Linked DNA regions of Homo sapiens: region 1 is linked to region 2. A link is a loop called in an ENCODE intact Hi-C map of the cell type or tissue named here. Cell type or tissue: K562. All regions are shown on one strand. Links, peaks and the distances in the headings refer to the core of each region. The heading gives the core; the rest is flanking DNA. Region 1 overlaps COMETT (cytosolic oncogenic antisense to MET transcript). Region 2 overlaps ST7 (suppression of tumorigenicity 7).

Evidence for each region. Peaks named below come from ENCODE experiments on the same cell type or tissue, not always from the same donor. Only the 100,000 strongest peaks of a DNase experiment are listed, where the experiment ranks them.
Region 1: it touches region 2 in a loop (2.3-fold over the local background); 6 of 110 quality-filtered maps call a loop at or near these places.

Annotation. Positions count from the first base shown.
Region 1 is chr7:116,579,804-116,596,276 of GRCh38, reverse strand. All of the region lies in intron 2 of COMETT (cytosolic oncogenic antisense to MET transcript), which reads left to right. Among named protein-coding and RNA genes, the nearest start is that of CAV1, 63 kb to the right of the region's middle. RefSeq lists enhancers at 7,841-7,940, 12,493-12,592 and a silencer at 14,697-15,146. In K562, for the core only: CTCF peaks have their summits at 4,328 and 7,085 (motif pointing right); a DNase peak (open chromatin) is centred at 7,106; H3K27me3 peaks cover 670 bases.
Region 2 is chr7:117,109,710-117,126,182 of GRCh38, reverse strand. It overlaps ST7 (suppression of tumorigenicity 7), which reads right to left. Exons shown (of 16, transcript NM_001369598.1): 3 at 6,463-6,622. ST7-AS2 (ST7 antisense RNA 2) reads left to right here. Exons shown (of 5, transcript NR_109981.1): 3 at 7,730-7,832; 4 at 8,200-8,282; 5 at 13,516-13,891. Among named protein-coding and RNA genes, the nearest start is that of ST7-AS2, 28 kb to the left of the region's middle. RefSeq lists enhancers at 15,336-15,555, 15,596-15,675. In K562, for the core only: a CTCF peak has its summit at 6,544 (motif pointing right); a DNase peak (open chromatin) is centred at 6,552.

The DNA of each region.
Region 1 (16,473 bases), core at 3,940-11,939, 530 kb after region 2:
AGGTTTGTTTCATATCATGTAATTGATACTAATGGGAAATCAACCTGGTGCCTTCATTCTAACTCCCTCCCGAATGCTATTCTCCTGAGATAGAGCAAATTACTGACTTTTCCAAGCAGTTCCTCTTCCTTTTATTTTGTTGTTGACCTCAAGGAAGAGTCTTCTAAGTATTCAAATGAAAAGTTGTGGTGCACAGAATATATTACAATGGCATTGATATGGCAGACACTGCCTTGCATGTGAATAGATGATTTTATTATCTGAGACTATTATCTAGATTCCTCTTATAATGACAGAGCTCAAATAAAGGAAAGACAAACTTTACACACACACACACACACACACACACACACACACACACACACACACACCCCTTGGACAGAAACCAGCAGGTGGGAAGAAACCTGCCCACTCTCTCCAGTTCCTTCTTATTCTACCATTATGAATTGAAGAAGGCTTTCCCACTGACACAAGGGGCACATGCTTTGAGGTCAATACCCCCACTTCAGGGTGTTCTGGAACTCCCATGTGTTAGTAATAATGATTAGCAGAAGGTAATTTAGGACTAAATGGCTCTGTGATTTTTAACTCTCCAAAGGGAATTAGAACAGTAATACCCAGGTGATATTGATTAATAGATTGCCAACCCCTGAAAGATAAGTTTCAGGTGGTATCTGCATATTTTGTCCTTTGTCTGGATCTCAGGAAAATAAACAGGGAGACATTGGACAAGAGAATCAGGAATTTAAAAGGTACTGACAGCCCTGATGAGCCAAGTCTTTTCAGATGAAAGGAGATGGTCATAAATGTAAAAATCTGTACTTGGGCTCAAAAACCCAATTCTAAGGGGATTGAATTGGGAAGACGTATCTTAGCAATGGCGTGTGCGAGGAAGTCTTTTGTGTCAAAAGGATGATAACGTTGTAGCTATGTAGAAAGTAAATAGCAGAAGGGAATGGTTCCGATTTACCCTGAATTGGTCACATGATACCTGTGATACCTGTGATACTCATCACAAACTCAGAGAAGCACAGGGACAGGCAAGTTGCAGCCAGCTCGGAAGAGAGTGACTAAGATGTTGACAGGGCTTGGTATCATGTCATGAAAACAGTCAAATAAACTAACGTAGCTTGGGCTGGAAAGGGAAGACGCACGCACATGTTAGTGTCCCAGTTGAGAGGCTGTTAATATGGAGGTTTAATTTGAGTTGTTTTGCTTGGCCTCACATGGGTGATAATGAACAATGCATAGGGCTTCAGGGCAATAGATACTTGGTTTACTTTAAGAAAGAGTGTTTCCTAACGAGATCATGAATGGTCTGAGATGTGGTCAATTTTCTGACATTGTCAAATTTTGTCTTGAAATTGGCCATAGTGGGAGTATTTACACCGGGAACCAGTGGCAAACACTACTTATCAGGGCTTTTTGTACTCTCTGGAGAGCTGGTTCTTAAACATTTACCAGTGGAACCATTTTAAAATATAGATATACTTTTATATGAACTGCAGTAAAACCAATTGAGCTGAAAAGCCAATTAGAGTAGGCATTTAGGCCTAGGAAGTGTGGTGAGACTAATGAGTTCTAAGCTTCCATTGAAGCTGGAAATCCTGAATATATGCTTCTAACATTTACATGTCTAATTTAATATTTGTTTGTTACTGGTAAGACACAATCATCATGATGAGGAAGGCCCAAACCCATTTTTGCATATGAGATTTAAATGTAGATCTGGGTAATTTAGTAGTTTGGAATAGGTAATGGAATTGCATTTTACTGTGGTCGTTCTGAGTTCCAGTTCTTTCCATCCACTAAGGAGTGGTACAGGAGTGTGCTGGAACTCCTCACAAATGCAGGTGAGAGCTGAGAGTTGACTTTGCACATCTTTTCCCAACTTTGCCTTCAGAGACTTCACATCGGCAGCTTCAAATTGGCCGTAGTGGGCTGGGCATGGTGGCTCACGCCTGTAATCCCAGCACTTTGGTAGGCTGAAGGGAGCAGATCACCTCAGGTCAAGAGTTCAAGACCAGCCTGGCCAACATGGTGAAGCCCTGTCTCTACTAAAAATACAGAAATTAGCCAGGCATGGTGGTGGGCTCCTGTAATCCCAGCTACTCAGGAGGCTGAGGCAGAGAATCACTTGAACTCGGGAGGCGAGTGTTAAAGTGAGCAGAGATCACACCACTGCACTCCAGCCTAGGCAACAGAATGAGACTCTGTCTCAAAAAAATAAATAAATAATTTAAAAAAAGAAATTGGCCACAGTGGGAGGGAGTATTCACACCATGAACTAGTGATAAACACTACAGATCAGGGCTTTTTGTACTCTCTGGAGAGCTGGTTGTTAAACATTTACCAGTGGAATCATTTTAAAATGTAGATATACTTTAATATGAACTGCAGTATATAAAACAGATAGAAGAAGAATGAAGCTAGCAGAACGTGCCCTAAGCCATACTCACTTAGCTTCCTCCCTTGCCACTGCATGTCCTTGCCCCTTGAAAGGCTCTGAGGCACCTCTGCAGCACCCTGTAACACCATGGGATTTAAAACCTCCGGAAAAATAATCCTTTCAGCTCACGCCGGGACTGTATTCTTTTAACTGGTATTTCCCTTTTCCTAGATTTGGGAATACAGACATAAAACAGCAGGGTTTCCCTCAGTTTTATGAGATTGTTTTTCAATAGAATGCCAGAGGGATCAGTTTGAGAACATTGGAAATCTGATTCCTCTAAATACAAGAAAAAATGGTCATAGGAAACAGTGAGTTTCCTCACTTTGTCAATGCTCTTGAAGCAATTGTGAGTTTTCTCTTGTTGAGATGCAAGGCCAGCCCTGGGTGAAGCCAGAAGTTTATGCGTTATAAGGGCACCCCAGACCTTTCCATTAGCATATTACCTTTCTTTCTTGGTTAGACTAGGAACCTGATGCTCCGAGGGAGTAAGATTTGGTGGAATGTTGTAAAGTATTCGGGGGTAGGAGGTAAGAAAAGGAAACTTTATATGATCCACAGATTTTTGGATAGGTTCCTAAAAAAAGGGTGTTGGGGGATTAAAAAGTGGCTGCCTGAGAGGACACTTTGTCTACTTGCTTTTTTGAACTGCAAGGCCTGTTCCGTGAAGTGCCTGAAAATGGCTATAGGAGGATCACAGAGGCTGTCAGGCAGCCGGAACGTAAGTCCAGGCAGCTTGTGTGAAAATCTTGAGGTAACCCTGATGTTTCCAGGGGCCCCCAGTGTTCCTAAGCTGGAGAATAGGAGCATGAATGCCATGACTGCTGCAAAACTTATCAAGCAAAATCGACAATTGTCACTGCTTGTGGAATTCCCTTTCTGTTAAAAATGAACGTGATTTCATGGGCACATATTTTGGTGTAATATTTTCATGGGAATTCTTCTTGTGCTCTGAATTCTGATTTCTTTTAATCTTACCCTTCCCATTTTCCCCAGAATGACAATGGATTCATTTTCCCTTCAAGGTCTTCTAAATCTATCACCTCTTTCCTTGACTTTGTCGCCTGATTTCCCTTCTATAAAGTTCTCTTCTTCAGAGGGAGGGGCAGAGTCACGGCTGGCTAGATTGCGGTCCTTATCTCTGCCCACACTCCTTCCTGTTCCCTTCTCTTGCCAAGCTTCCCTCTTCACTCTGCCCTTAGCTCCAGACCTGGCTTTGGGCTATGAGCCTGTTCTGCCGTGTGTCCCTCAAGCCAGTCCCGTCTCCTGATCAGCAGTGCCCCAGATTCGCTCTTTCCTCCGACTAAACCCATCCCCTTATCTCCCTCCTCTTCAACCTGCTACGTTGCTTGACAATACAGGGGTTAAATCTTTATTTCTTGCCTTTCATTTGCATCCTTTCCTTAAATTATCTAAGGCAAAGACTTTTTAATATTTGTACTGGAGCTGTGTCACAGTAGCGATGTTAAGCACACATCAGAAGATGAAGTATAATGCCACTTTAAGTCTCTTTAAGAGACTTAAGAGGTTAAGGAGAATTGAACATTTTGGCTTCTTCTCAAATGCAGAGAACAATTAAAAGTGTCCCCAAATAATTAACAGAAATTAATTTAGACTTATGAAAAATAAATATTATTCTCTTCTTAGAAGAAAATCAGAAGAGATCAGAAGCAGGGACTTAACTGATTATATAGCTTCAGTTCCTGAGGACGACCAAGTCAATCAAAATTATCATGCCATGCCATTTTGCAATGGATTTAATTATTTCTAATCAAATAATGGATTTATTTGCAATGGATTTGATTATTTTTAATCAAGCAGAAAATCTCCGAGTTCATCAGGTTTAGCTTTTCAAATCTGATGATCTGACACCTAGTGTTAATTTTGAGTACTGCTAAATATTTCACATAAAGTATACAGTACATTGAGTCTCCGTTTTTTATTCCTTTTCGTTTCTTCATATAACTTGAGAGATGTAGTCAGGTTACCATATAGTCTCAGGATAGATGTAGCTTACTTACTGGTGTTCAGAATGCGCAATGCGACCTGAAGTCAGGAAGCTGGGTCCTATCGTTGTGGGCCAACTGTTCCTATGACCTTGGGCAAGTTACTTTCCTCTTTTAGTCTGTGTGCCCTCAGTGGTAAGATGAGAATGACGGAACATATGGAATATATGATTTATCTCTAGGTCTTTTCCAATTCTGGAACCCTGTGTGTTATCTTTTTAAAGCAATAGTTATGTATGCCAGCTCTATTTTGAAGCTTGGAATATGTTCACCCAATAAACCAGAAAATGAAACAGTTGTTACTTGGAGGTGTATGGCTATTCTTTCACTATGTGAAATTCCTTCAAAACATGTTATAACAAAGAATTGAGACAAGATTTTGATGATTTTTAGTAACGCCATCTAATGGAGCTTTGGTTATCATAAAAATATTCTAGCTCTGTGCCGTCCACTCCTTAACCACTAGCCACATGTGGCTACTGAGCACTTGAAATGTAGCTAGTGAGACTGAAGAACTAAATTTTAATTTTGTCTAATGAAAGATTCATTTAAATGTAAGTAGCCACATGTGTCTAGAGGCTGCAGTCTTAGATAATATAGATTTATAGTGTATGGAAACATGAAAATTTCTTGATGAATTTGGGGGTGGTATTCACCAATATACTTAATTTACTTTCTTTACTGATTGGCTGTATATTAATCTTGTTATTTCACATTGACCATTTCCATTTTTGCCTGAATTCACCATACAAGTGCTTTGGGATTGATTCCATAATTGTGTTTTCTCTCAGGGTTTCAGCTATGTAGGTCTGGTTTAATTGAATTTAAATAAAGATGCTTTTTCTAGTTCACAAACAAAGATTGAAACATGCAAAACATTGAGAACATGCTGTCATGCTTAGTAAGATAAATTTCAAAGCCTAACCCCTGCAGTTATTTTTCTAAGCTAATTCTCTGTATTTGAGAGTTCAGGTTTAAACAAAAGCTAGGAGTGTCATGAGATATAAAAATATGTTATTTCCTATTTGTTATGGTGTCTAAAAAAGATAAAATACTTAGACAATTTCCTTAAATTTTATTTAACTTAACAAGTTAGCTTTCTTGTTAATGGGTACCAAAACATAGTTAGATAGGAAGAATAAGTTCTAGTGTTTAATAGCAGAGTAGGGTGACTATAGTTAACAATAATTTATTGTATATTTCAAAATAGCTAGAAGATTTGGAATATTCCCAACACAGAGAAATAATAAGTGTTTGAGTGATAGATATCCCAATTGCCCTGATTTTATCATTACACATTGTATGCATTTATCAAAGTTTCACATGTACCCCAGAAATATGTATGGTCATTATGTATCAATAAAAAATTTAGCTTTCTTAAAATACAGACTTTCTTTTTTTTTTCTTTGTTAAAAGGATAATGGTCTCATTCAAGGATTTTAATAGAAACCTCATCCCAGTTGACTAATTCCAAATTATTTATCATTCGCTATGTTTTCTTGTGTGCTCTTGCAGCTAAAATAAACTCCACTCATTTAACTCTTTCATTAGCATATACTCTGTCGTGATTTCTTCTGTTGCCTTCATTGAAGAGACTAATTCCTTCTGATAAACAACTTCTCTAACACACACACACACACACACCCCTCTAAGACTTAAGGCTTAAGGCGACTGGGAGCAATTTATTACATTGTTGTTGAAAGCATCTTTCTTAGTACGATGCATATGCATGGAAGGGAGGTCTGGCCTAAAATAAGTAAAATGACATGTGATTTATAAAGGTTGGGTGTAATATCTATAATTAATTTTATCTTTTTTACACCTAAGCCCACTCTGCCCCCAAACTTCTGCCTTATTATCAAATTACTGTGCAAAAAAAGAATATCACTCCCATATGTACGTCAAATATTCAGAACTAGTTACTTTGTACATTTTAAAATGTAAAATCCATATGGTTTTCTACCATCCAATTAAGGGATAACCCTTATGTATCCAGAAGAAAAACAGGTAGAAATGTCACCTAAGTAAGTGTTTAATAGTATTATACAAAAATAATTAATATGTTAAATAATGGCCACAACACACTATAAAACCCTGCACTGCCTTCTGAAATGAATATTAAATTTTATTTATGAGAAGTTCAGCATTGTGGATGTGATTGAGTTAAATTTCTTAAAAACTGCTGAAGTTCTGTAACTGTACATGATAGTATGCTCATAATTTTTTTCAGAATATATGATTAGACAGAATATCCTAAGGGAAGTCTCATATACCTACTTTAATTCCACCACCTGAAGGACAATATGAGTTGCCTCTTCTCCCTGGTCGTATTAAGGAACCACAATTTGAAAATGATTTTATCAGCATGAATGCTGTGATTCTGCATTCATTAGAGTGACAAACATTACTCTGCAGATGAAAATACAAATTCTTTAGTAACAAGAAATTCCAGACAGGAATATTGTTGTGCCTGCATATTATACTTATTTATTCCATTAATCTATCCAGATACTTATCTTTTTTCTAAAGAGTAATGTCATTAGTATTGTCTTCTACAGAGTCTTCAGTGATTAAATACACTTATTTCTATGCAGCTTAGTTTTATATCATAAATGTCCAGTAGATGGCAGTGCATGCACTAGAATTCACAGAATATCCTCTCAAACCCTAACCACAGCTATTTTTTAAATCTGCATTTTGGAAACATTGATAAGGTCTCACACAATAAGATTAAAAGTCAGCATTAAGCACTGGCTTCTTATTTTTAGCCTCAGACAACCAATGGAAATGAAACCTGTATCTACATGTTTTATTTCATTGTGTTTGAACAAGATTTTGGCACAATAAAAAAAAAGGGAAATCATTAACTTAAAACATCCTCAAACCCTGAAATGATAAATGCAATAAACCAATATTCTGTAAGTTTTCTTGAATTGTCAGAGGGGGGCAGACTGGAGGGTGTGATTTGCGGATAGGATGCTGCCCTTTAATATGAGTAGCAAAGTCCTGGATAATGCTTGTCCTAGAAACTGTCCTTGTGTGTTGAAGACATAACTTGTAGATGATGTAGGGAGGGTTATTGTTAAATACTGAAAAGTGGCTGTCATACAGGCTTCCAGTCTGATTTGTCAACGTGAAAAACTTGGAGGGCAGTGGGGAGGCTTCGGGAGGGAGGGAGGGAGGGAGAGAGAGAGAATTGATTTTGTTTTCCCCTAAAGGAGAGGAAGTGTCCAGGGAAGCTCTGCCTTTGTGGTTTTTCTTGTGTGCCTCAAAACACTTAGGCAAGATAAAGAACCTCTCTCACTCTACTGGGTAGTAGAGAGGAAGAATCATTGTTTCCAAGAGTCGATGCACTGAGAGCATCCACTAGGCGTTTTGTCAGGCCAGAAATAAGCAAGTGCTAGGCAGCAGGATGTGGTGAGGCCACTGGGTCAGGGGAAGGTTGGGGAGAGCCTGCTCATAATGAAATGACTGGGAATGTACCAGCTGAAGTCCCTGACTCTGTTTGAAACCAGGATGCATACAGCATGGTGTAAAAGAGCATGGAGTACAAACACAGGGAGAGTGAGAGGAGATTAAGCAAGTGTAAGCCAAATCTCCACACCCACACTCACTGGACCCTGAATGCTCTTCTCCTCCTCTAGTTTTCACAAGGCCATCATCTTCTTGGTCTTCAGGTCTCAGACTTACAGTAAATATTTCTCCAATAAGTGAATGAATGGATGATAATGCAGAGAAAATTAACATTCCAATCCCAAGAGTTTGAACGTACAAAAGAGGCAGGAACTACTGCCACGATAATGGTAGCAGGAGGAGAGAGCTCCTCTGTGGGGAGGGTGGCTCTGTGTCCCACTGTACAGAGGCACGGTAGTCAGGATGAGAACCTAAGAAGAGCTCAAGACAACCTTACTTCTGGGTGAAGACTCAAAAGAATTGAAATCAGGGCCTTGAAGAGATATCTGTACCCTCGTGTTCATAGCAGCATTATTCACAACAGCCAGAAGGGGAAAGCCACCCAAATGTCCGTGGATGAATGAATGAATAAACAACATGCAGTATATACATAGAATGGAATATTAGCCTCTAAAAGGACATATGTATTAGTCTGTTTTCACGCTGCTGATAAAGACATACCCAAGACTGGACTGGGCAATTTACAAAAGAAAGAGATTTGCTGCACCCATCAACCCATCATCTAAGTTTTAAACCCTGCATGCATTAGGTATTTGTCCTAATGCTCTCCCTTGCCCCCCACCCTCAACAGGCCCCGGTGTGCAATGTTCCCCTCCCTGTGTCCATGTTTTCTCATGGTTCAGCTCCCACTTATAAGTGAGAACATGCGTTGTTTGGTTTTCTGTTCCTGTGTAAGTTTGCAGAGAATTATGGTTTCCAGCTTCATCCATGTCCCCACAAAGGACATGAACTCATCCTTTTTTATGGCTGCCTAGTATTCCATGGTACATATATGCTATATTTTCTTTATCCAGTCAATTATTGATGGGCATTTGGGTTGGTTCCAACTCTGTGCTATTGTATATAGTGCTGCAATAAACATACATGTGCATGTATACCTATGTAACAAACCTGCACGTTCTGCACATGTATCCCAGAAGTTAAAGTAAAATAAAAAAAAAGAAAAGGCAATTAGAACCAAAAAAAAAAAAAAAAGAAAGAGGTTTAATAGGCTTACAGTTCCACGTGGCTAGGGAGGCCTCATAATCGCGGTGGAAGGTGAAAGGTACTTCTTACATGGCTGCGGCAAGAGCAAGCTTGTGTAGGAGAACTCTCCCTTGTAGAACCATCAGATCTCACGAGACTTACTCACTATCGTGAGAATAGTACAGGAAAGACCTGCCGCTATGATTTAATTACCTCCCACTGGGCCCCTCCCACGACACGTAGAAATTGTGGGAGTTACAATTCAAGATGAGATTTCGGTGGGGACAGAGCCAAACCATATCAATATATATTCTGATACATGCTACGACATGGGTGAACCTTGAGGACATTGTGCTAAGTGAAATAAGCCAGTCACAAAAAGACAAATACTGCTTGATTCCACTTGTATGAGGTATCTAGGGTAGATAAGCTTATAGAAACAGAAATTAGAATGGCGACTGCTAGGGACTCAGAAGAAAGAAATGGGGAATTGTCCAATGAATAGAGTTTCAGTTTTGAAAGATTAAAAAGGTTCTGGAAATTGCTTAACAATGTGAATATACTTTACTAACTGTACACTTAACATGGTTGAGAAGGTAAATATGTTATGTGTATATTTACCACAATTAAAAAAATGTTAAACAGGAAAAAAGAGGTCAAGAGTAGATCATGCAGGGCAGAGTACGTTAGCCAGCATCTCTTTGGGGCTGAGGTTTCTTCCTATATAGTTCAGCTTTGTTTAAGTCTTAGGGATTTATGCATTTTTAGCTCAACACTCGTGCCACCTATGCTAACTGGGCCTTGACCTTACAATACTGCCATCTTGCCAGTTTTGTTAACGGAGGTGCTGCATCTCTTAAAAGGCGCTGGCCTGTTGCCTGTAGGGCTGGGGTCCTGCCTTGTTCTTGCAGTTCCTTTTCTTCTTTCACTTTATCCTTGTGTAGCGGTGGAGTCTAACCTCGAGACCCTGACTTCCTGTTCATTGACTTTCCTAAAGATAACCCCTGCCTGCACTGATTTCCTGGACTATCTGTTCCAATTACAGTGACCAGCTGCCCTGGATTACTGAGGCTGTCCTGATTTTAGCTCTCCAAGTCCTGTAACCTGGGAAATACCTCAGTCCTGGGGCAGTTTAGGGCAGTGGGTCACCCTCTCTGTTACCACCCTCTGTCAGTGTTTCCTCGGTGTTTGACCCTTCAAGTCCTGTCCAGGGGCCCTCAGTGGCAAGGGTGATCCTGGCCAGGGTGCCAACTACACAGCCTGGAGTACTAGGCTGTCCCCAGAGCATACCTAGAGCAACTGATACAGGCAGGGAGGATGAGGAAAAGCTAAGGATGTGGAAGGCATTGAAATTCAAACATGGGAAGTCAAGAAGAGGAAACTCGGTGCTAAGAACTAACATTTAAGAACTGTGCTGATATTTTTATGTGAATGAACTCATTTAATCCTTGCAATCTTATAAATTAGAGACTATAATGATCACCATTTACAGGTGAGAAAACTGAGACAGACAGAGAAGAGGTAATTGTTTATACTGGACTTCGAACTCAGATCATCTGATATGAACTCAGTGGCCCTGGGAGCTTGAGAACAGACTGATATCTGGTCCCACGCCTAGAAAACCTAATGTAGTTGGCTTAGGATATGGCCTGGGTATTGGGATTTTTATAAAATCCCCAGGTGATTTTACTGTGTACCTAGGGTTTTGGAACCATCACAGTTTATAAACCTGGCTTTCTAATAGCTCCTCAATTCTACCTTCCATAAAGGTGAAGGTTCAGAAGACAGGCAGAGCTGGGGAAGTCAGGAACTAAAGGTAGGGCTGGAAGCAATGAGAAAAGTTTCTCCGGTGGTTTCCGTGAATACAGCTGCATGCTGTTGCTTCCTTCTTTTGGCTACTGACCATGGGTAAATCAGACAGGTTTAGATATACCTGGTCAGGACAAATGCCACTGGACCGTCTGTTATCTCTTGACGTCTTTTCCAGTTGTCGTGTCCTACGTGCACATGGGGCCGGGTGTGCCTGACTTTGTACCTTCCCTTTGCATCTGGGCTAGATTAACATCAAACCCTGGCCCCTTCCAGAATTCCTGTCTTCTAAAAGTTACCCTGCCTTAAGAAAAAGACCTTTCTCATCCAACTCCATGACTTTACCCTGTGAAAAGAGCCAGAACCAGGATGTAGATTTTGAGGTTTTACTTGAGATGGGAAGAGTTTACCATGTCCTTGGAAAAATGTATTAGTTATGCATGCCTACACGAGTTATTTATAAGCCTGTGTACCATTCTTAAGTAGCTAATTCCTTTTGTTATTTATCCAGAGAACCTCTCCAAGGTACTAAGAAAGTAGAAACATCCACACTTTGGATGGTTAACTCAACATTGACATTGATTTTTGAGACATTGACATTAACATTGATTTTTAGGCAAAATAATGGAAACTACCAGGCCCCTAGTGCCACAGACTCTTCTCACAACCCTGGGTTTGAGTACTTCCTACAAACCAAATATTGTATAGTAGTCCTGGAACATGGCCTATCTATAATCAAGAAAACCAGGTGTTACAAAGGTCTAATTTCCGATACATTGAGTAAGAATCCAATTCCTGTCAGTGGATGCAGGAGTTTCAAGAAACTTCATTCTTCTTTTGGGGTCAAACTTAAAAGAAGTTTGAAAATGCAATCAATTTCAGATTTCCAGTCACTTTGTTTCCTAAAAAGTTAGAGTTTGTTTTGATAATCCTGTGGTACTGATAGAAATACAGGGATAGATTAATTTTTTTCTTTCTTGGTCTTTTTGGGCCAGGAGAAGTTTTTTGAGACAGCTTGCTGGGATGGGGGTGGAGGTGGCTCTGGTCATAGGACAGGGTGAAGCCCTGGGTGGTATTTGTGAGCCAGTATCAGCAACACTAGTACTGGCCAGTAGTAAGTGAAATGTTAGCAAATCACAGTCACAGGATAAATTCAGCCCACTGCCTATTTTTCCCCCAATAAAACAGTTTAATTGGAACACAGCCATGCCCATTCATTCACCTATTATCTCTGGTTGCTTTAGTGCCAAAATGGCAATGTTCACTCATTGTGACAAAGACCATATGACCTGCAAAGCCTAAAAAATATTTGCTATCTGGTCTAGAAAAAGTTTGTTAAACTCTGTAGTAAGCTATTCACAGAATTAGAAGAGAATTGGTTGAAAAATATTCAACATGTCTATATCAACTTTTGGGAGTCAAGACCTAACTCAAAGAGGCCACCTGTTGGCTTGAAAGTGGCACCCCTGCAATTTGGAGTCAGTTCCTCAAAGGTTAACAGCAGTGAGACACATGCTGGTCTCCAGTTAGCACTTACAGTTTCAGTTTCAAAAACTCATTGTAAAAATAGGCTTATGTTTTTCAGAACTCGATGGAAATTATGAACTAGTATTTGGTACAATTTAGAATTTTGTGCTAGCAAAAAATTGCTCATTGGAGACCTCCTAGAAAATATTGGAGACCTCCTAGAAAATGTTTCCAGGACTGTTGTCTTTTTATTCAGCCTACAGGAATGCTTGACCCTTTCTTTCTTTCTTTCTTTCTTTCTTTCTTTCTTTCTTTCTTTCTTTCTTTCTTTCTTGCTTTCTTGCTTTCTTGCTTTCTTGCTTTCTTGCTTTCTTTCTTGCTTTCTTTCTTCTTTCTTTTTTCTTTCTTTTTTTTTTGGAACTCTGTTGTCCCCTTGGGTCTCATCGTTCTCAGATTTTTTTTTAAACTAGTGAGTCAGACCCCTGTTACAATGAGAAAAATGTTCAGTCTCACAGTCTCTTGCTATCGTGAGAGATGGCACTGAGGCGCAAAGATGTCACTGGATGAACTAAATATAGTCCCAGCAATGCACTGGCTCCCAGGCCCATCCACTCTCTGTAGAGAAGGGCTGCCACATGTCACAAGCCTCCTCCTCTTTCTTTGCCCTGTGCTTTTTACATTGCTCTGAGGAATCTTTCCCCTCAGGGTAGAGCTGATGAAAGAAACATTCCTAAATTCCCTGAAGACATGCTAGACTCGAGAGCTGCATGAACCCTTTTCTGGAGGAAACTCACTGATTGTGGTGACCAAGCAGCATTGGGAGCCTCAAGAAGCCTAGTTAGAGCTTGTTTTCTTTCCTGTCTTTAACAAATTCGCTATGCATTTGGGTGGCTGCACTTAGCCCTGTGACACCACAGGGTGGAACTTTGCAATTTGCTTCTTGGTACCAATGAGTTGGGCAATGTAGTTTACAGGTTAAATGATGGGAATGGGCAGTTCTAATGACATTAAAAATATTGATGGGATAAAATCACATGGGAGAGGGATGAAACAATACTATATTTAAACCAAAAAAGGATTGTCCAGCTGATTTAAAATCTCCTCACTTGTGTGCGGCTGGTGTGCTTAGTCTTCTCAGTGGTTTCCATGAGAAGGTAGGATCCTGAGTTGATGACCCTTCTCCTTACTGACCCCCTCCTTCCTAGGAATGGAGCTTAGACCCCATCCTGCAGGAAGACAGCTGCCCCAGCAGAGGGAGGATGAAAATTATGGCTTTTCCTCTGACTCACTGTGCGACCATGGAAAATTCCTGATTACAAAACATGGAAGAGTCAAAGCTTTTCCCTTGAGAAACATCTCCTGTGTCTCCCACCCTTCTACTCACCCACGTATCTCAAACTGTCTCCTTGGGCAGTATGGAGAGCTGGGACCTCCACAACTGTGAGAGGGGAGCAAGCTACAGACAGCTGGGGTCACTTACTTGGCTGGGAGCCTAGCTTTGGTCGTGGGTGACTGTGTTGGATAATGTAAGTCCAGCTGCTATAACAGATAAACCTTCAAATATTAGTGGCTCACACAATGGAAATTTCTTACGCATGGAAAAGTCCATTAGTGCTGGAGGGTGGGGTAGGCTGTGGGCTGTGGGGGATGGTACTTTCCTATGTGTAGTCTTTTTTTTTTTTTTTTCAGACAGGGTCTTGCTCTGTCCCCCAGGCTGGAGTACAGTGGCACGATCTTGGCTCACAACAACCTATGCTTCCCGGGTTTAAGTGATCCTCATTCCTCAGCCTACCGAGTAGCTGGGATTATAGGCATGAGCCACCATGCTCGGCCTCTGTGTAGCCTTTTGAGGACCCAAGCTGAGAGATGTTGTGTCCTTTCAACATGGGGTTTTCATGGATGCCCTTGGTCTAGATATCCAGCTGACATATAGAGGAAGAGTGTAGAATCACACATGAGATTTTTATCATCCAGGTCCAGAAATGGAGCACACAATTTCTGCTCAGATTCTAGTGCCAGATCTTAGGCACATGGTCACTGCAAGAAAGGCTGGGAAGTGTTGTCTAGCTGTGTGCCCAGGAGGAAAGGTAAAAGATTTTCATGCATAAACTAGCCAGTCTCTGCCTCAGTGGCCAAAGTCCACTTCTCAGCTTGGCTGGTATTAATGTCAAGACCCTGCTATGTCAAGCACAGGTGCTTTTCTTCCAGGAATTGGGAGTCTTGAAGTCAGATGATGAGTTGTACCTGCTTCTAGGAGAGTCTCTTTAGTTTGAAGAGGCCAGTGGCAGAGACATTGAGAATAGGGTTCAGTCTTCTGGGCATTACTTGGAAGAACCAGGCAGTGTTGCAGGATAGGAAGGTCACAGCCAAATGATCTGGGCCCAAACAGGTTCTGATCCTGGGATAAGCCAGAGAGATCTCAGCAACTCCAAGGCAGAAACTAGGTCATGATTCCTTGGCTAATAAAATCAACTGAGAGAGAAGCTGTAGTCTGGGCTCTGGATAAGTGCTCAGGGACAAATGATCTGGATGTGATGTGTACAGTCAAATTCTAGGCCATACCACCTGACGGAGGGGAATCTCTGTGCTCTGCCAGACTTGGTGGAACTAAGCCTCCACTTTCTTCAACTGTTTGGGGTTGAGGAATGCAGAGTCATACACACCTGTTTTCTTTTTCCTTGAATCTGGTAGACATAGTGGTTGAGTCCCTAAGCCAGAAGTCAGAGAGATCTCAGGAACTTTGTGGCCTGTTCCACCACAGATCTAAACCTGTCTTGGTAATTCCATCACATTTGCTTGGTGAGGTAACTTGGCAACCCGTGAGCCATGAGCCCCAGGTGAATCTGTAATTCTATGATTGTTAAGGAAGTGTGGCTCTACCAGTCCCCTGGTAGATCCCTGGAATTGCTCTACATCTATAAGTAACATCTCCCTTAGGTGGGGCATTTACCCGCACAGGATGTGAAGATGCATTAGATTTGACCATCTCAGCTCAGTGAATCCAAGTAACCATAGATCTTTGGCAGATTTTCTTCCCTGTCATGGTGTCAGGGGCCCAGGGAGCAGGACTGATACAACTCAGTTTCCCTTGCCGGGGCAGAAGTGAGAGGAAGGGTCTAAAGCTGTGGGAATGGCAGTCAGCTGTCCCCTTCCCTTCAGCTTCAGGAAATATGAGGCCAGAAGAGGGAAAGTTCAGAAACTGTGCAGGCACTCATGGCACTGCAGAATTTCAGCCTCACTGCTAAATCTGGGAGGGACAAGAAGCAGGCAAAGTTGGATTATGTGGCTAATAGCATAGAGCCAGGGAAACTAACTTGAGGGGCTTCAAATCTGCTAAAATTAGAATTTTCCTTTTAGATCTGTGCAGACTTTGTTCTTATTACAAAGTGGTGGACATTTTGGAACAACCAAGAAAATTTTATGTGCTCTTCACTTGCTACCAAAACTAGTACTAAAACAATACCTGCTTTTCACCCTCAGATACATCTGGGTCTTTAGTCCAGGAAAGAATCACCTCCAAGGTGAGTGTGAGTGGACAAGGATGTAGAGGATGCCCCCAGCCTTTTGGAGGAGTCTCTGTAGGATCAGGCCACCTGAATAGATGCCCTGAGTGCTCTGTTTATTACCTTTGTTCTTTTCAGTATCTGCATGGTGGGGCCCATAGTCTTTTTTCTCTCTGCAGAACAGTGAAAATTTCTCTGTCTTGCTCTGCCCAGGAGCAGGTAGGCCAGAAGTGCCAGAGAATTAACACTCACCATCTTCACCCCCTGCCCCGGCAGCAGCCTTCAACCAACTTGCCACTTGGAAATAAATACTTGTTCTCTTGCCCCTTGGATGGGATAATTCTGCAGCAGGTGCTGTTTCCCCAAGTTTTCCCACCAACATAACCTGACCATGGTAGCAGACTTAATAGTAACCTTATAGCTCCCTTCCCTTCCTTGTATTGCTTTCCTAGTTCCCGCTGATGATACTCCCTATTCTTCTCAAATTAACTGCTTGTGTGCAAATCCTTGCCTTAGGGCCTACTTCTATGACAAGGCTAACTAGGATGTCACTTTTCCAGAAAATAGCCTGGGCTGCATG
Region 2 (16,473 bases), core at 3,215-11,214:
AAGTTACCACATCTTCCCAGAATCTAAAGTATGGATAAGCATGACAATGTTATTACAAACAGTAGTAGCAGCAACTTTTGTTGTTGCTATGAGCTTGATTTTCATGGATCCTTTCTGTAAAGGGGCTTAAAGCTCGATTTATCTACATTCCTTACATACATTAGTTAGGGGTATATATTACACCCTTTTTACATAAGTAAAAAGTACAGAAAAGCTAATTTCCCTAAGGTCTATGGTAAATGAGATTAAGGCCTGGTGTCCAGACTGCCCGACTCTTATCCATTACATGCAACAAACCTGTTAAACCCTGCAACATCATATTTTGGAAATATTGTGAATCCATCAGTTAGATTTTTCACTAAAGAAACAATTTTTAAAAACTCCCCTGGAAAAACATTAGGAACTTTTTAACACTTTTAAACACTTTAGTTTCAAAGTACAACAGAAAAGGGTGCTAGCTAAAGTTTCATTGGCTTGTATTATAAAATTAACCCCAAGCCAGTCAATTTCTGACAAGTGATTGTGCATATGTTTATTAGCTTTGATATCTCAGAAATGAATACCCAATTCTCTACATTATTCAGATCAATTTAAAGCAATCATTATTAGTAAAAATATCCATATTCTTAAATAATTAAGCTTTAACTGTTTCATAACTTCAAAATGTTATTTTGAAACAATGATTAGAAGTAAAGGCACAAAAATATGTAGGTAGCTTTCAATTCAACAAATATGTTACTATCTCAAATTCTTTATGAAATAACAAAAGATATAAGTAAATGTGAATTTTAAGACCATTATTTTGGCCTCCTATTCAAGATAATGTACCACTTTCTTCAAGAATACTGTCGAGATGGTTAAATCTGTAACAGCATCTGTCATGCACTTCTCATTGGTCATTTTTCACCTAAGTCAACCAACCCTACCAAATAATGTGGAAATTATGAAATAACTTTACTAAGTAAGTGTTCACTAGCTACTAAAACTATTTTAGGTATTATCATCATTTAACTGGAGACCTAATTTGTACTAGAGCACAAATTTTAGTGTCAAAGGATTTTAAAAAGATGTGAAAAACACTGGCTAAGATAATCACTTTCAACACATCCATTAGATTTTGGTGAGTTTACCCTCATTAAGACTATTAGAGAGCAGCCCGAAAGGTCCTTGACATGTAGCATTTTGCAGTTTTGCTGAGGGATATATTTGAAATGAAAGCACTGAATGGCCTGGATATAAAGAGTCACTCAGCTAGTGAGTAAGCCCGGCTGACCACAAAGCCATACCTCCAAGTGACTGCCATTCTCCACAGTCGTATTTGTAGAGAAATCAGCTCATCTGGGCACACTGCCAAATGGCTGTCCTCTGACCTGACATTTCCACATGACCTCATTTAATGCTGAAATGACTTTATGCAGTAGACATTACTGCTATTCCCATGTTTGCAGATTAAGATACTAAGACATAGCAAAGTTAAACAACTTGCCCAAGGTCACACACAGAAGATTAGGACCACATCTGTCTGACCCCAGAGCCCGAGCTGTCAACCACTGGCAATCCTGCCACTGAACTGTTCCTACAGTAAGTTAGGTTAATGTCACTTCAGAAATAATGTCATCCACTGCAGTACAGAATTTTACTAAAATTATTATTTTAATTGCTTAATAATTATGTTAATCTTGGTTTATACACCTCATAGAGGTTCTGGACAAGGTCAATTCAATTTTTTAAAGTGCTTAAGAACTTGGATTGTGAAGTAAGACTACCCAGGTTATCCGCCATGTGACCCTGGACAGATTACTTCACCTTGCTATACCTCAGCTCCCTTAACTATAAAAGAGAGATAATAATAATATCTGCTTCCTGGGGCTATTGTGAGGATTACAAGAGACAATATCATATAAAGCTGATAGCAGACACTAAGAGTGTTAGTTATTATTATTGGAACCAAATGGCTTCTTATCGATAAAATTATTTGTTCTAGTGCTATGAAAATTTGGGACCGACGAAGGTCTTGAATATATTTTTTTTACTCTACCTAAATTTCTACATCGCCATTGTTTTTCTTTATGATCTGAATTTAATCAGCACTTAAATTGCTTCTGGCCATGTAATAAAATTTAATTCAGAATTTAGAATATATACATTTATATAGAATTATTAAAATTATTTAGAATTTGGAATATACATATATACTTATGAAGATTAAAAGGAGATGATTCGTGACAGGAAGCCAAGTGACTATCCAGTTTGTTTAAAGATCCAATTCTATGCAAGAGGCTATTAAAGTATCTCAGAGAATTTAAACTTGACTTTGGCAGGGATATTTTTCATGTGACAGAGCACTCTCCACTTTTCCCATTATCCTGAAGAAGGTAAACACTGCAAACCTTTGTCTTTATGGCATCTTATTTGAGAACAAGGCAAATTATCAAACAGATGTTCCTATAAACTCAAATTCAGAATGTTACTGGGCCCTTTTAAATGCCTATTTATCATCAGCTCATAAACTAAGCTGAATTAAGAAATGGTAGTGAGAAACATGGTGATGTGGCAGAATATATCAGCAGGGTTTATCAGAAACTGCATATCTGAGAGGAAAACAGCAGTTTAGCTCCCAAATAAAGCAAAACCAGTGGAATGGACACAAATGCTAACTTCAGCCAAACAATCTGAAGTTTGAAGTAAGAAACTGTATAATTAACTACATTTCTCCACTGGCCCGCAGATAAAGATCACTGCAAATTGTGAGCAAGTCTGCATTCAGGCCACTTTGTACAAATCCAGAAGTTTAAAAATATATGCACAATCTGCCTGTAACCATAACAACCTTTCTCACTCCTCACTCCACCACCCCCATCCCAAGTCGTTCTTAGGTAGGCCATGTTTTTCAGCTTTTATTCAAAACAAATTATTCCTTAAGGAAAGAGCTACACTGAATTTTCATATAGAACAATGTTTATAACTGATATTTCCCCTTTATTCTTACTTTTTTCAATGATTTTCTCAAATAATCAATAAAATACCATTACACTGCCTTTGCCAACATCCATGAGACTTTGTGAGCCATGTTATATTTCATGTACAATTCAGCAAAGGGCCATCTTATGATGCTCCAAGAAAATCAATAGATTCACCCTTCTGTTATTAAGGCAATAGTCATTTTATTATTATGAAGGCAATGGGAATTTGTAAACAAGTTTAAGAAAATACACTGATAACCCTCAGCTTTGGACCTTCTTGATACTTAGCATTTGAAATGAGACTATGAAATAGAAAGTGATTAAAAGTAGAGATAAATTCAGACAATGTACCTAATGTACCCTTTTAGTATTTTTCTTATTCAAAAATCAAAATCACCACAAAAAAACAGAAACAGCAATGGTATTATTCCAGTGGTATCTGGCACTTCCAAACTAGCATACATGTTTGTTTAGCTGAGTCAGCCAAATATCAGAAGCCCAAATGTCAAGAAGTGGGCAGATGGAGACCTAAATATACTTAAGACAAGTTAATTTCCATTTTTCTAAGGATAACTATTTGAACACTGTTATGATACCAGAAAATAAATGCTGTTATCTATTATACAAGAAATGAATGGAAATATAGAATGCATAGTAGGCACTCAGTAAATACTAGTAGATGTTAATATTAAATGAATACTGGTAGATAATATTATCATTGAACTAGTAATAATATCCAAAAGCTCAGTCTTAGCCAAGTAAAAAATACAAACAAAAGTGAGAATTTCCACAGGTTATCCTCAGTGAATGAATTCATTTCTTCCATGATAATTGCAGAACCTTGTGTCTAACTAGATCTGATCACATCACTCCTCTGTTTAAAAAGTATCATTGGTTCCCATTCCACTGAAGATAAGGCCCAGGTTCCAGATTCCTTAGCACAGCATGAGCTACTTGGCAACTTTGGCTTCTGTCACAATCCAGTCCCTTTCCCATATGTCCTGTTTTCTAGTCACATGAAGCCAATTTTTATTTCTCGAACATGCCATGTTTCTCATGATGCTCTGCCTACAAGTCTCCCTTTTCCCTTATTCATCCATCCAAATCACTATCCAAATCAAATGTCACCTCCTGGGAAGCCTTCTCTGATAGTCTGTACACTATCTCTCTACTTCCATTAATCTTTAATATTTTTACCTTTAGCAACACTTACAAAATTGCATTATAATTTTTAAGGCACGGCTTTATTTCTAGCTTCTTGTAGCATCCTATTTCTTTGAAACTCAATGAATCAATGCATGAGTGCATGCAAGGCCTGTACTTTCTCCTCTTATAAAACAGGTGGGAAGAATTTCCTAGCTCAGTCTCTTTGTCACCTCAGTAAACATTTTCTAAGTACTTCTTATGAACCTGGTCTTGTATAGGTTTTTAAGAATATGATTTTTTTAAAGGCAAAGTTCTTATCCCCATGGAAAACTCTGTCTATTGAAGGAGACAAAGTGGTAAGTGCTCTGGTTGCATGAGGAAAACATACAAATCTAAGGAAAACAAAGGAGGAGATCCTGACCTAAGCTGGGAAAAGTAGTTTGCCCCTTTAAGGAGAGAGCCACCAGTTCTAAAACATGAAGGATAAAGAAGAAATTTAAAAAGCCACATTAGGTTTTTTTCTTCCTCTCTAGAATAACCCATCCACATTTCATAACTGTCTAACCAGGTTATAATTATCAAGGATTAGTGTATACATAAATTTTGTTCCAGATTTTAAGTCAATACTCTTTTAATAGACTCTGCCAGCCAGCTATGAGTAGTACTGGACACCTCTTGGCACAATTTATTTTATCCTAAAGGGTACACATATAAAAGATGGCATTGCTCAGCCAGGTAACAAAATTGTCTGAGACTTTGTAAACTCATCCACTCTCTGAAAGGAAAAGAGACCTCACCAAAGCAAAACATTACTTTATCCAGCTAGTATAATAAATGCTGTTTATTATTCTAATGAGGAATCTTGATCATTCAGTCACCAGGCATGAGCAGTGGTGGATAACTGCTACCACTTTGCAGGTGCTGTGAATATCCCACAGATTAATTGTGCTCTTGTCTGACTTGAGTCACTATAGCCTTTGAATGACAAAGAACATTGTAGAAAATTAACAAATTGAAAACAGAAACCATCCTCATTAGAGATCATTTTTTATAGTGAATACATTTATATTTTCATTGAAGTTTCCCTTCTCTCTCTACTTGATCTAAATCTCTTGATATCATTTCTCAATGCAATGAAGAGTTCATACCCTTCCCATTGTCCCTGTTATTTTGCTGTCTCTCTTAGTGGATGCCTTGATTAAGCCTTATTCTTTATATAAATGTTGATGCTATTCTTAGTGCTGTAACAGCAGCTTTGTTTCAAAGAAATAGTAGACACTGCAAGATGCTAGAGATACTACAATAAAGCCATACCTTAAAAATTACAATGTAATTTGATGTGTTGCTAAAGGTAAAAATATTAAAGATTAACAGAAGTAGAGAGATAGTGTACAGACTATCAGAGAAGGCTTCCCAGGAGGTGACATTTGATTTGGATAGTGATTTGGATGGATGAATAAGGGAAAAGGGAGACTTGTAGGCAGAGCGTCATGAGAAACATGGCATGTTCAAGAAATAAAAACTGGCTTCATGTGACTAGAAAACAGGACATATGGGAAAGGGACTGGATTGTGACAGAAGCCAAAGTTGCCAAGCAGCTCATGCTGTGCTAAGGAATCTGGAACCTGGGCCTTATCTTCAGTGGAATGGGAACCAATGATACCTTTTAAGCAGAGGAGTGATGTGATCAGATCTAGTTAGACACAAGATTCTGCAATTATCATAGAAGAAAATGAATCTATTCACTGTGGTCTGAGAAACTATGGACAAGGAAGCTATAGCATCAGGTTGGGAACACTGACCTAAATGACCATTGGTTAAGTCAAATGGGAAAAAATAACATTAGCTCGGCACAGTGGCTCACACCCGTAGTCCCAGCACTTTGGGAGGCCAAGGCGGGCAGATTACTTGAGCCCAGGAGTTTGAGACCAGTCTAGACAACATAGCGAAAGCCCACTCTACAAAAGATACAAAAATTAGCCAGGCATGGTGGTGCACACCTGTGGTCTCAGCTACTTGCTAGGCTGAGAGGTAGGAGGATCACCCGAGCATAAGAGGTGAAGACTGCAGTGAGCCAAGATCATGCCACTGCACTCCAGCCTGGGTGACAGAGCAAGACTCTCACATAAAAAAAAAAAGGAGGGTAAAATTAATAAGATAAGCATTTCCTTTCCCTAGGATGTTTATACCCTCCCTCTCTGATACAGGTTGTCAACTCCATGGGAAAATGATCTGCATTTTTCTCTGAAGCCTAATGTTTAAATAACAACATTCTTAATCTCTTAGTATGAGTAACAATAATAATTTAGTAACAGTAAGCAAATAATATTGCAAACTGAAGGAAATTCCATACCTGAGACACTTTGCCTATTGGAATCTGAGTCCCCGTTACTGGAATTAGAATTGTTGGAAGAGTTGTTGTCAACCCCTCCCAGAAGGGGGCGCAAGTGGCTTACTGAGACTTGTTCAATGAATGAAGTTCCGTATTTGCGAAAATACCACCATTCAAATATCTAGAACAGAAAAATAAGCGTGTTTATGGTCACTGTTATCATTTACGACTTCTGTACACATGCCCATAAAACATGTTACATTTACTAATTCCACCTTAAGTATATTTTATTTCAAAAACTGTTTATTCTAAAAATTAGATTTTAGTAAATTTAATAATAACATTTAAAATTCTCAGTGTGGTTTTCTCTGCTTAATACTGGTTTCAAAAAACTATAACATCAATCATGGATAAAAGAACACTGTTAAGAACTGCTCAATATAATTTTTCTCCAAATTTATATATAATATTCAAATAACAAAATCACCATAGCTGAAAGACAATTCCAGAAATGTATATAAATAAGTCAGTTTTTGAAATACGGCTTATGAAATATTCCAGTTCTTTGCACTTTATATTCTGATAAAAACCATACCTCTGTAAAATGCTTAAGAGCAAAATCGGGGTAGGGGCGGGGCAGGAAGGAGTGGGGGTGCTTGGTAAGACCTCCTTAAGGAAATACTGGTTTTACAGAACAAAAGAATGAGCTGTATCCCGTTTCCCACATGGATAGCACCCAGCCACTGAGGTTCAGCATTATTCCACTTGCAGAGAAGTGCTCTATAAACACAAGCATCTGTTGTACACCATTAATGTTTCCTAGTTCACAAGCCTACTAATTGTTATGTACTGTGAATTACAAAAGGGAAAAGAAGTAACTTTCAGTAATGAAAGAACAATGATGCTTACATGATTAGACTGAAGTCAGGACCTCCTAAGCACTGGAAAAGCAAGTGACCTCCCCCAACCCTTCTTACCTGGGATCTCTGCCTCTCTACAGTGAACACTTCCTACCACTGCTCAAAGCGGTTCTCCCCCACATCTTTTTCTCTCCTCCCTGACTGGGGGTTTCCTTAGGCAGTCACAAATCATTCCACAGAAGAAATTTAAGAATCAATCATATCCCAGAGTCTCATAGGATAGCTACATTTTTATAACATAAAATGTGCAATTAACATAGAATTACCTTTACCCTTACTTATTCCATAAAAACAAGATTATCTACCCTGGAATGGACTTTGGGATATAATTTTAAAACTGATGTTTTCCCTGTTTTGTTCTATTAAAGATTTCTAAAAAGATATAAGGAACATTTATGAATGACCAGAAGGAAGTATTAATCAAACGAAATGTTTCCAATCCTATAACAGGACACCTTGATTTAATCCCAGGTAGTTACTCTTTTTGACTATAGGTTGAGTATCCCTTACATGAAATGCTTGGAACCAGAAATGTTTTGGATTTTGAATATTTTCAGATTTTGGAATATGTGTATCACACTGGCTGAGCATCCCTAATCCAAAAATCCAAAATCCAAAATGCTCCTATGAGCACTTCCTTTGAGTGTCAGGTCAGCACTCAAAAAGTTTCAGATTTTGGAGCACTTAAGATTTCAGATTTTCAAATTTTTAAAGTGCTCAACCTATCGTGAATTATCACATGTTAAAACATCCAAGTATTTTCTCTGGGCAGAGACGGGGGAATATACTATCAAGTTAAGAAAGGACAAGACTAATCTGTAACATTTGGAATGACTAGGAATGGGATTTTGCATAAAAGAAGAAAGCTCAGGAATGATAAATTTACACACCATGGATCTAGAAGGGAGTCTATAACCCCAGGTGAGTTATTATCTGAACGTCGGTTTCTTCAACTGTAAGTGGAAATCATATTTGTTATTTATCTCAAGGGTCCTGAATTTTCATACTAACCCCATGTAAAACACCTAAGTCGGTGCCTGCTGCAGTTGGTTTTCAAAAGTAATAGCAAAGCTGCCATTTACTATGTTAATGATGCACATCCCTCCCATGGGCAGCACACCTCACATGCTGCCATGAGGCACCCCACTTTATGCCAGTCTATAATTCAGGTTACTACAGCATTTTGCCTGTTACTAGACAGTTGGTAGAAAGTACTGTAAATCATCATGATGAAGGGTACTGCTCACTGTACAATCCTGACCACTCAACAAGGCCCTCAATAGATTCATGGCTTTGCATTTATTAGAAGAGAAGACTCCAAAGGACCCAGAAAATTCTGTGCCCCAAGTCATTTTTCTGCTTTCTATATTGTGCTGCTGGAGCACCTGCCAGTCCTTAGTTCATTGATTCCATCACACAGCACTACATGTTCCACACCAATCACAAGCGGTGCTCCAGGATTACAGACTTAGCCCCTGCCACTACAAGTCTATGTCACAGATCCATAATACCTCTCACAGGCTCCTGGCATGCCTGTACCCATCACACACACACAAACCCTGGGTTTCTTCAGATTTCTCAGTTCTTCCAGCAGAATCATAAAGTGTCAGCGCTAAAAAGGACCTTAAAGGACTATGTAGAGTCCACTTACAGATGCAGAATGAGAACTACCCATCAAGTTACAATGACCTGACCAAAGTCACAGAGCTAATTAAATAGTCACTTAGCCTAAAGCCCCTACTCTCTGTCACTATCTTACCAAGGCCCTCTATCAAGACTTTATAGCTCCCTTGCTTCGTATAAACAGACAGATGTAGCCTATCATTCCTTTTTTCAAATCTTTACTTCCAAGTGCCCTCTGACACTGTCCCTCTGTGCTTTCCTAGTTATAAAAACCAATTCAGAAGTAGTAGTCTATCAAATGGGACCAGATTATTCATCCTAAGGTAAAAAATGACTCATATTAACTGGACATTTGCTTTGTAATAGGTGATAGACCTTCTACCCAGTATTTCTAATGCAGTAATAATAGACCTCAGTAAAGACTGGGTTATTCATGCAGCTGCTTGGGGAGGAAAAGGAGGGCCTTCTCAGGTCTGTCATATCACTGCAATAGTACAGCCCCTGCTGTGTACAGAGAACATAAGTATAAAGATGGACCTCTGCTGTGTACAGGGGGCACTAGAATAAAAAAGGACCCCGTCCTTCTAATAAATATTGAATGAACAACTAGGAAAGAAAGAAGGGAAGAACTCAAAGCCTTCTGAAACTTCAAACAGTGTCTTCATGTAGGGTCTTAACATAAAAATCTTTCCCTTATCCTGAAATATGTCAGGCTTTGGGCGAGCACCTCACAGTATTTTAAAAGAGCTGCACAGATCCAAATGGGCAGATGGTGTTATTTAATGCGCACATATTTGGTGTCACTTTGAATTCTTTTCCCTGGTGCATACCTACAATGTAAACAGCAAAGCTCTCATAAACAAATTTAGATTTTAAAAGCACTTCTTGGACATGCTAGTAGCTCAGTGGGCCTGTCACAGTGGAACAAAACAGTTTTTGGTCTGACAACCAAAAAATTAAAATATAAATATGCATTTCATAGTCTTAAAAACTTAACCTCTCCTGCGCTTTTTTCCTGTTGATGCTCTGCCCCTGAGAGGGTCAAGTAAGACGAGAACTAAAAAGTATCAAGCTGGTTTGGGATTTAGGAAGTCAACAGGAACCTTACCATTTAGTTTAAAGGCAAAACCCCTTTAAACTAGATAGCTGGGCTATGTGACCTTGGTTGCTTTTCTTGATTCCTTGGGGCTTAGTTTTCTAATGTGTAAAATAAGATCACTGTAAGCATTCAGTTGATGTTGGATGAAGAGATGGAGAGAGAAAGGGAGGGATGACTAGAAGACTGAATGGAAGGATATTTGGAAGGTTGACTGGGTGGATGATAAGGGCTGGCCTGGTTGATGTAACAGGAGATTGTCTAAATCAACAGTGGGATCAATAAAAGGTTTTGTGTTCATTTTGTTTTTTATGAAAAAGAGAGGTTCACACATGTTTGTGTTAGGGGAAAAAAATCCAGTGGAAAGAGAGAAACTGATGGTGGGAAAGAGTACAAATTACCCAGAGACATGATCCCAAGTCCATTCTGCCTTTAAAAAGTAACCTACCGGCTGGGCGCGGTGGCTCATGCCTGTAATCGCAACACTTTGGGAGGCCAAGGCGGGCAGATCACCTGAGGTCAGGAGTTCGAGACCAGCCTGGCCAACATGGTGAAACCCCATCTCTACAAAAATATAAAAATTAGCCAGGCGTGGTGGTGGGTGCCTGTCATCCCAGCTACTCGGGTGGCTGAGGCAGCAGAATTGCTTGAACCTGGGAGACGGAAGTTGCAATGAGCTGAGATCGCGGGACTGTACTCCAGCCTGGGTGACAGAGTTAGACTGTGTCTCAAAAAAAAAAAAAAAAAAAGTAACCTACCACTTCTCACTTCTTGCTCTAAGATAGGAAGAAAGAGAAAGAAGAATGAATAGGGGGAGACATTCTATTTTGGAAAGTAGAGTGTGATATGAGCTGTTTCCCAGGTTAGAAGGCAATAACTGGATAAAAACTGGGTGACACTGATCTCAGTGGAGGTGCAGGTTAGGTATATCTTCTGGGAATAAGGGAGGTGGGGATGGAATTGGGAATGAGAGGGCTGAGGAAGTGGTTTGGACCTATATCTTACAAGGCAGAAGGGCCAGAAGCTATACTCAGGGCCCAGATCGTATTTAAAACAAAGATCCATTTGGCAAGGACCCAGTTACCAATGCCCAGTGAGCTCCTTCATTATTATTTGACAGAAGCAGAAAGGATAACCAAGGAGCACTGGGGCTGGGAGCTGGGGGCAGAGACCCAGGTTTCCAGCTGGCCTAAGCTTCAAACTTGTCTCATATTTACCTGCAGGGAACAAAAATCAGACAAAGGAACAATAAACAAGGCCTTTCCATCAATCTTGCAGACCTAAAAGTAGACTCTTTGTTCAAGATGCCTAGGTTCTTCCTATCCAATAAGTCCTCCTCTTCTTTTGAATTGCATATTCTATACATAAAACACTCCATGTGTCAGGAATTTCCCTATGCCCTATTATCACACTCAAAAATGCCTCCAGATTTCCACACAGCAAAAGCTTAGTAATTCCACACCAACACCATTAAACCCATGGGAAATAGAAAGATGTCAAAGCTTGAAACTGGCTAAGTGCTTCTTAAGAATTAAAGTAGACAATGATGTCACAGGAGGATAGATACAGTGATGGCAGAGACTGAAGAAGGAATACGAAACTTTATGGCAGTCTACTCCTAGATAGAAAGATTGCCAAATCAACACCTGCTCCAAGTCTTCAAAAATATATCTGGTGGTAAACAGTTTTTTTTTTTTTGGCAAAAGGGATTATCTGGGCTTAAGAAGATAAACCCAGGCAGTTGGCATGTGTTACAGTAATACCTGTAACATTTTTAGTTTCTTTTTTGATCCTAAAGTATATTCTTTTTACCATATTGACTCTTTCAAAGTCCTTCCTAATTCCTCATGACAGATCAAACTTTTTTTTTTTTACATTCTTGGTTTCTGTATATTTTGTTTAGGAATATGGAATAGCAACTGAGTGGGTCTTGGCCTCCTGCTTCCTAGATCTCAGCCAATCCCTCTGCAGCCACCTGTTCCCCTCAACAGTTGCGGGGGCTATGTAAACTGGCACTCTGCCCTTCCACCCGCCTTTGTGGCCACCTGTTGCCGAGACTTTAAGAAAACACAGGGAAGTAAGGCTCTCTTCAAGGTCAACAGCCAATGGTCCATCCCCACCTCAGTGTCTCTAAGTTCACAGGATGAGATTTTCCACCGCAGCATTAACTACTATGGCCTAAAAGGGAGGGTAACTCTCCTGAACAAAGCCCTGGAGACCACTGAGAATTGGGAAAAGCCAGCCTGTGTCATTCATCCCAAGCCCTGCCAGCTGTCCTCTAGGTCCCTCCTCTAGAGATTCTAATTCAGTTGGTCTGGGTGGTGCTCAGAATCTATCATTTTAAACAAGCTCCCAGATAATTCTGATGCAGTCAGTTTCATTCATTCATTCCTTGGATCTTATGTGCATTTGACAAATATTTTCTAAGTATTTACCCTGGCATTTCATATACAGTAGCACACAGAAACACAGATATGGTTCCTGCCTATTCTAAAGAGGAAGAAGACAATAAACGATCACACAAATGAAATATAATGATAAATGTGCTAAGCATTGGTCTATGTTCTAGGCTGGACAAATCTGGCCTAACCCATGGCCAATTAGAAAAAGAAAAAATGTTTCCTCCAAAGAAGGTTGCAGTCTTCCTCTTCTCTCTTTCTTTTCCTTTTTCTTTTCTCTTTCCCTCTCCCCACTCTCTCCTTCTTATCTACCTGACCCACTTCTGTGTGTCTGTTAAAATGAAAATATCAACCGCTACACCCTGCTGCTATCCACCTTCCCAGGCAAACCTTATGAGAGGCAGAAAGATGCTAGGGCAGAGTGGTGGAAATTTAAATTCTAGTCTTCACTCCATCCTTACCTAGCAAAGTTTCGTAGGTAAGTCACAAGTTTTCTGAATGCCTAGTCCTTAGGTCTTTACTGATTTAAAGTGGATTGCTTCTGAGCATTCCTGCCTCAGCACTGCAACTATATGACTTTCAAGTCTCTCAATTTGTGCTGAAATGCAAGCTGAAAAAGCCAAAATGGCAGTTTTGTCCCTTTATCCGCCATTAGCTCATTCACCTTCTTCACTTCTGCCATATCTTATCATTAATCTGTTCTACCCAAATGCTGAAATCCACAATCAGTCCACGAGAGGTATCAATCTACTTTCTTTGCCTGACACGGGGTCCCCTGCAGAAGATCATTTACTTCCGTGGTGAACACAAGAAGCTGTAATTTGACAAGGTTAAATGAGCCTATTTCCTCTCATTGTCTGCAGGCTCCCCAGCCATCTGGCCCTCACAGCATCTCTCTCATTCTTTATTCTAGAGTCAAGAGACAAGGTGCTTCAGAGATGACACAGCTTGACATTTATGGGCTGCTTCCCACCCCAATCCCCCAAGAGCCCTTCTAATCAAGTTTCCCTGTGTCTTTTTCCACTCTTCGTTCCAGAATCACCATTATTTTGGGTGATCCATATGGCTATCAATTAAAGTGCTACCTGAGTGCTGTTCAACTTCTTGAGATGGATGAAAAAGGAATGAAAGGAGACATAGCAATCTTCAACTCCGCTCCTTTACTTTTGAATAAGAGGTGATGGAAGGCAAGGTCAGAGAGATCTGGGTTCAAATCTCATGATTTAACTGCTATATAACCTTGGCCAAATTATTTAAACTTTGTGTCTGTTTTTACTTAGCAATATAAAGACACTGGTCATACCCACCACTCAGAATTTCAATCAGAACTAAATGAAATAATATATGCAAAGTGCTTAATATAGTACACCTGGCATGGAGTGGTAACTCAATAAATAGATCTTTTGTTATAACTCATTCCTATTCAATCGTCATCTGCTACCACTTTCCCAAAAACACACTTCTTTTACATTTAATCCATGAATTAATTATTTTATTTACCATTCTGATTTTCTCCATTTCCTGTTCTTGATTCTGACTTCTAAAAATTATGCTCTGGATGCCTCTTAAAAATACCTCTGTTATATATATATATACACACACACACACATGCATATATATGTACATATATGTATATCTATATACATATACACAAATATACATATCCTGTATCCTATTAAAATGTGTATTGATCCCTATATCCAATGAAATACATACACACACATTTTAATAGGGATATAGGAATCTATGTATAAATGTCAATGCAACATACAGAATTGTATGCATTCTATCAACATTTTGAGATAATTAAGGGGAGCATTTTCTGCACATATCCACCTTACCACTCTCAAAAGCGAAGCAAAATCCAGAGATTTTCTCCACTATAATAAACACTCCCTGCAGAGGCTGGGCATGTCTTTGCTAGCAGATAAGACTAACTTGGCAGGTCTGGACTGTGATGACAGGTGCAGTTCTTGTGGATGGAACTGGACTGGGATGGGAAGGCTTGTGCCAAGCAGGCAGAGGGGTATCTTGAAATTAAGCAAGGGAAAAAGCTGGATGGATGGGTATAGGCATAGGAACTAAAAGGGAAGAGTGAGCTAGATGGTATAACAAAGTCATTGCTAGCTTTCACCTTGTGAACTAAGAAGTATTAGGGATATCTAATAAAATATACACCTGTTTATTTTTAAGTACATTGTATATCTGTTCAGTTAATTGACTTTTTCTTTACAGAGGAAACATCAGGGTTTTTCTTTGTTTTTAGCTCTCTCTTCCAAAGAAATCAAATTTAATTTGATAATTTTAGTCTCCAGCATAGAAATCCTGAGGCCCCCAAATAATCAATTTCCCCAGGGTCAGCCGTGTACTTTAAATGTCCATGGCAGGCTCCTAGGACATTGCTTAGGTGAGAGCAGTTAGGTAATTATCTCCCTGGGGCCAGGAAGCAAACTGCTAAGCATTTCCATGCACACAACTATTTTGCAGAGCACCTGATCCTTTACCTCAATGCTGCCTCTCCCTGAAATGCACTCAGCAGAAAAGGATAGTGGCTGAATAGAAACCTTACCCTGGGTTCATTTCGAGGCCTGGCAAAGCTGAGTCCCTAAAGGCTAGGCATGTCAACAAGCTCTAAAGCAGGAGCCTAAAGCTGTACACACTGTAGTTATTTAGCTCTCACTACAGACCAGCATTTTGAGAGAGACCTTTCAAAATGTTCCTACAGGAGAGGTTTTCCTTTGCTCAAAGTTTCCTATCAGTCGGAAGCATCCTCTGCTTCCTGAGAATGCTGCAAGACAAATGTACCATAAGATAGCCCAGCAATGATCATCCGGTTCAGCAGGGGCACAGAAAACCTCACCAGCCCAGATCTGCAAAGGCAGCCAGGCTCTAGGGAAATCCCTTTATTGCTGTTGGGGCTTCCCCATCTTTGAGTTAAAAAGGAAAACAACCATTAGGCCTAGCTCACCAGAGTGAAAGGAAACAACCCACACGGAGGTAATTAATTTATAGCCTGTGAATCTACACCACGCTACTGCTAGAATAAAGTCCAGACCTACCATTTGTACAGCAGGCTAGAAAAACAGCTGACCACAGAGGCAGTGAAATGAGTGACAGAGTGCAGGCTGCCTGCACAAGATGGCCTGGGTTCCAACCCTGCTCCTCCATTGCTAGCTGTGTGACTGAAGGCAGGTTACTAACTGGCCTATTCTACCTATTGAGCCTACCTGTAAGTAAAAAGGAAACAACCATTAGCAATGACCCTGTTGTACGGTGGGGAAGAGTAAATGAGTTAGCATGCAAAGTGCTTTAGATCAGTGCCTGGCATCATCTAAGTAGGTAACAGTCTTCAGTGACCCTCCTCTGAGAGGAGGAATGTATAAACAAAAGACAAAAGCCTACCTTTCAGCATCAGAGTGAATTACTGGTTTCAGTATGAAATTGTATCCAGAAAAGTTCTTTTTTTCTATTTGCTTACTTAAAAATATTTCCAAGATGTTTTGAATGAAAATGTTAAAATACTATTGTAAATGTAAATGATAATCATCAGAGGGAGACTTGTAATGCCTTCCCTTCTCCCTCCCACAAAACATATATGCTAAAAGATTGCCATGTTTGGGGCATATATTTAGTAAGAATTTACCAAGCATTTTCCCAGTCTGAAGTTGCCTCTATTTAGGAATATTAAGGTAGGTTTTTAATCATAAAGGGGTGCTGGATTTTGTCAAATGTTTTTTCTGCATCTATTGAAATGATCATGTGATTTTCATTTTTAATTCTGTTTATATGGTGTATCACATTTATTTACTTGCATATGTTAAACCATCCCTGCATCCCTGGTATGAAACCCACTTGTTCATGGTGAATTATCTTTTTGGACATGCTGTTGGATTCAGTTAGCTAATATTTTACTGAGAATTTTTGTATCTACGTTCATCAGAGATATTGATCTGTAGTTTTATTTTTTTGTTATATTGTTTCCTGGTTTGGGCAT